Linked DNA regions of Homo sapiens: region 1 is linked to region 2. Evidence: chromatin loops called from intact Hi-C (ENCODE). Cell type or tissue: GM12878. All regions are shown on one strand.

Region 1 (2,500 bases), 66 kb after region 2:
AAATGCATAACTCAAAGACAGGGTTGAGCTAATGGGATGTCCATTAATCAAGCATATTGCCCAGAAGAAAGGCTTTGATCTTATGTGAATTGTCTAAGTACTTTTTGCTATCCGTTGGATAGACCAGTGTTTCCTTTCTTTCTTTTCTTTTTTCTTTTTTTTTTGGAGACAGAGTTTCACTCTTGTCACCCAGGCTTGAGTACAACGGCATGATATTGGCTCACTGCAGCCCCCGCCTCCTGGGTTCAAGTGATTCTTATGCCTCAGCCTCCTGAGTATCTGGAACTACAGGTGCCTGCCACCATGCCTGGCTAATTTTTGTATTTTTAGTAGAGACAGGGTTTCGCCATGCTGGCCAAGCTGGTCTTGAACTCCTGACCTCAGGTGTTCACCCGCCACAGCCTCCGAAAGTGCTGGGATTATAGGTGTGAGCCACCATACCCGGCCTCCTTTCTTTTTAAAGGTATTTTTCTGGTTTGCCTGGGTGTCCTTTGAATATGTCTTGTTCAGGTGAATACAGCAAGGTGGCTGGTACAAAACAGTAAGTGTAGCCTTGGTAGAGTATACAATAGCCTTTAAGATAGTTTAAATTTTAATGGGGTCTTTACCTGATCAAGGACCTTGCTTTTAGAAGTGTCTCCTTTTATACTACATGTCACATAGGTAGGTAGGGAAGATGTTATTAATGAGCCCTCATGTAACATTTGGCTCTATCAAGAGAAGTTCAGTGCACAAAATCAGGCATGGAATAGAACCCAGGTCTCCTGATTCTTGGCTGAGGTGTTGTCTGGGTACCTTCACTTCTCCCCTTTGGTTTCAAGCCTCTGTAATTATAGAATGAAGCAAAACCTTGCTTTCTCTGAGAATTTCACATCCTCCTCTCTTCCATTCTCTAGTAAGTTTTTATGACTCAGTTTAGATCTGATGACTAAACTCTAGTCTAAAGTTGTGTATGTTATAAACTCTTAAAAATTTAAGAGTTGGTAATTTTTACCTGTTTAATGGGTGTACAAATATCAACTAATTCAGAAAATGTCATGAAGATTAATTCAACAATTAGTATGAAGCCTTTAGGATAGTGCTTAGCAAATAGTAATTACTCAATAAGTGTTAGTTCTTGTCATGATAACTGCTATAATTAAGGACACTTTCTGCTTTTGCTGTCATGTACTCACAGTGTGTCCTTGGGAAAGCCACTTCCCCTTTTAAACTTCAGTTTACTCATCTGAAAAATAGGAGAAGAGTACAGCTAATGATTGTGAACAAACCTTCCAGTGCTAACATTCTGTGGTCTTGGGGTTTTTCTTTACAGCAATTCAACCAATGAGGGGATGAATGTGAAGAAATGCTGCAAGGGGTTCTGCATTGATATTCTGAAGAAGCTTTCCAGAACTGTGAAGTTTACTTACGACCTCTATCTGGTGACCAATGGGAAGCATGGCAAGAAAGTTAACAATGTGTGGAATGGAATGATCGGTGAAGTAAGTTATCTTTTCATCCCCTAGGCTCTTACTCAGACAAAGGGCCTGCAGTCCTCAGGAATGTTAGCAGGAAAAGTAAAGTACTGTTGTTCTCTCTCTCTCTTTTTTTTTTTTTTTTTTTTGCCTTGCATCCAGGTGGTCTATCAACGGGCAGTCATGGCAGTTGGCTCGCTCACCATCAATGAGGAACGTTCTGAAGTGGTGGACTTCTCTGTGCCCTTTGTGGAAACGGGAATCAGTGTCATGGTTTCAAGAAGTAATGGCACCGTCTCACCTTCTGCTTTTCTAGGTGTGTGAATTTCATAGTGACTATTGCTTTCCTATAAGGAATTGTAGGAAATCTTGTTTGCTCAGAGGATGGGACCAGAAAGGAACTTGTTTAGCTCTGTTTGGCCATGGCAGCATATTTCAGAGGATGCTGCATTTGAATTATCCTATGAAAGGGTTAGGCTTTGGGTCCCCACCCAAATTTCATCTTGAATTGTAATCCCCAGCTGTTGAGGGAGAGACCTGATGGGAGGTGACGGGATCATGGGGATGGTTTCTCCCCTTCTGTTCTTGTGATAATGAGTGAGTTCTCATGAGATCTGACGGTTTAATAAGGGGCTCTCATTATATTATTATTATTATAAGGGGTTTAATAAGGGGCTCTTCCCCCTTCGCTTCACTTCTCTCACATGCCGCCATGTAAGACGTGTCTGCTTCCTCTTCTGCCATGATTGTAAGTTTCCTGGGGACTCCCCAGCCATGTGGAACTGTGAGTCAATTAAATCTCTTTCCTTTATAAATTTACCCAATCTCAGACAGTTTATTTTTTTGAGATGGAGTCTAGCTCTGCTGCCCAGGCTTGAGTGCAGTGTTATGATCTTGGCTTACTGCGGCCTCTGCCTCCTGGGTTCAAGCAATTCTCCCACCTCAGCCTCCCCAGTAGCTGGGATTATAGGTGCCCACCACCATGCCTGGCTAATTTTTGTGTAGAGATGGGGTTTCGCCATGTTGGCCAGACTGATATCAAACTC
Region 2 (2,500 bases):
CCTTCCTGTTTGCTGCTCGCCCAGCTCTGGACGCAATCCATCTTGCCACTCTCTCTTGCTCTCATCGTACTGACGTGAGGATCTCCTCCCACACAGCCCTGGCCAGCTTTCCTGAAGGGCTCTGCTGGGCTTCAAACTCCATTTTGTTTCATTATCAAGTGTAAGAAAACAGCCCTTTTCCTTTTCCCACACTTCTCCCTTTACTCTCCTGTTGGTCTGTCTTCTTCTTCTCCTTCTTCCCCTGGGTTTTCTTCTCTTTGACTTCTCTTCTTTTCCTCTTTCTCCTCCTTTGTTCCCTCTTTCTCTTCCTCCTACTCTCCCCACAATTATTTCTCTGTAGTTGTAAGATTAACCCTTTATAGCTATTTGGGAAAAAAAACTGGAAGAAGGACTATAGTAAAAAGAAAAAAAAGCTATATTCTTTTTACCATTTATACAGAAAAACAAAACAAAACAAAACAAAACTCCTCCTCCACCCAGCAGTTCCTTTGCCCTTTAGGTGGTAAACACATCATTCTCTTCTCCCACCAAGAGGGTGACCTTGCAATTATGGATGAAGATATGAATATCAGAGCAGTGACTGGGACTTGCAGAGCTTAGTCTTTTAGGGGACACATTTCCACACCAGAAATCCATGTCCGGGTGTGAAACATTATTACTGCTAATGTACATAGTGCTGTCAAGTTTCATTATGAGGCCCGGCAGAGTTCAGACCTCTATTTAGGCCAGAATACAGTGAACTCTGTCCTGATGGTTCTCACATGCCATCCAGCACACCGGGACATTCTCAACGCTGCTCAGGACTCCAGCTCCGGCCAGATGAAAATCTGCTCCTGCTCATTCAGCAAATGGTCACTGACCGCCTACCACATGCCAGACACTGTGCAGGGGTGAGGGCACGCAGCGAGGGCTCAGACATGATCCCTGTTTCCCGGGAGCTTACCCTCCAGCAAAGAAGAGAATGTATGTGTTTGAAAAACTCTAAGGTGGAAATGGAGCTGCAGAGGAAGTGAGGGGAGTTTTGAGGAGGGAGTGGAGGCTGGAAGCTCAGTGAGCCTTTTGGGAAAAGGTGGACTCTCTGCTCAGTTTTGGAGGATTTGAACATGTGAATATTTAGGCGAGACAGATCTTTGTATTTAAATGAGACTTGTGATTTTGCTTTATTTTCTTTTATTTTTTAATGAAAATTTTAAATTTTATTTTTAAAAATAATATCTAGTAAAATTGACTGTTGGAGGCATGACTGTATGATTCTTGGCACACAGATTCGTATAATCATGACTGCAATCAGGATTCAGAGCCGTTCCATCACACCAGCCCCCAAAATCCCTTACATGTCTACTTACAGCCACACTTTCTGCTCTAGTCACACAATCACTGATCTCTTCTCTGTGTCTGTAGTTTTGGGTTTCGGAGAATGTCATATAAGATAGAATCATACAGTGTGTAACCTTCTGAGGGTCACTTCCGTCAATCAGTAGAATGCCTCTGCAATTCATTCAAGCTGTTCTGTGTTTCTATAATTCATTGTTTGTATTCCCATATTGTATTTCATTGTTTATCCATACAACGATCTCACTCTTAGGTATTTAACCTATGGTCACACAAAAACCTGTGCACAAATGTTTATAATCTCTTTTCATAATTGCCCCAAACTGTAAAACACCTAAATGTCCTTCGATGGCTGAATAGAAAAACAAGACTTTTGTGGTCAGGCATCGTGATTCATGCCTGTAATCCCAGCACTTTGGGAGGCCAAGGTGGGCAGATTGCTCGAGTCCAAGGGTTCATGACCAGCCTGAGCAATGTGGTGAAACCCTGTCTACAAGAAATACAGAAATTACCTAGCTACTAAGGAGGCTGAGGTAGGAGGATCACTTGAGCCCCGGAGGTTGAGGCCGCAGTGAGCTGTGATTGTGCCACTGCACTCCAGCCTGGGCAACACAGCAAGACCCTATCTTGAAAACAAAACAAAACAAAAACAAAAATTTGTGATTTTCACTGAGAGAAAGTAAATTCTTGTTAACTTAGGCACAAAAAAGTGCAAAATGATTTATTGGTCCATTCAACTAGAAAGGATGGACTTGTTATCTTGCGTGTCTAGATCCAGGCTCAAACGGTGTCTTCAGGTCTTCCTCTCCTTTCCATATTTCTCCCTGTTAAGGTGAGTTGTTTGCCTCCAGGAGATAGGGAATGAACTCATCTAAACTAAGTATTGATTCACATACTTTTTTAATCCAGAAAGACAGTGATCCCTTCTAGTTGCAATAAAAAATTCCCAGAGAAGAAATGTGTTTGAATGAGATTGAGTCACGTACCGATCCCTGAACCAATCTCTGTGGCCAGAGATGCCCTCCAGGGTTCGTGGGGGAAGATCTATTATCAGGAAATGAAAGTAACCAGAAACAACAGCTATGACTGCATTTCCAGTGGAGGGAGGTGTAGGAACAAAAGCTAAGAAGTGGAAAATCACAAGACTTTACTGGGATACCATGAGTGG

Evidence for each region. Peaks named below come from ENCODE experiments on the same cell type or tissue, not always from the same donor. Only the 100,000 strongest peaks of a DNase experiment are listed, where the experiment ranks them.
Region 1: a loop joins it to region 2, with 2.5 times the contacts of the local background. A loop is called at or near these places in 2 of 110 quality-filtered maps.

The regions. Positions count from the first base shown.
Region 1 is chr16:9,839,917-9,842,416 of GRCh38, reverse strand. It overlaps GRIN2A (glutamate ionotropic receptor NMDA type subunit 2A), which reads left to right. Exons shown (of 13, transcript NM_001134407.3): 6 at 1,313-1,481; 7 at 1,617-1,770. Among named protein-coding and RNA genes, the nearest start is that of GRIN2A, 340 kb to the left of the region's middle. In GM12878, no CTCF peak of the experiment used is centred here; DNase peaks (open chromatin) are centred at 856 and 1,246; H3K4me3 peaks cover 494 bases; H3K27ac peaks cover 2,007 bases.
Region 2 is chr16:9,906,322-9,908,821 of GRCh38, reverse strand. The region is part of intron 3 of GRIN2A (glutamate ionotropic receptor NMDA type subunit 2A); the gene reads left to right. Among named protein-coding and RNA genes, the nearest start is that of GRIN2A, 270 kb to the left of the region's middle. In GM12878, no CTCF peak of the experiment used is centred here; no DNase peak of the experiment used is centred here; H3K27ac peaks cover 805 bases.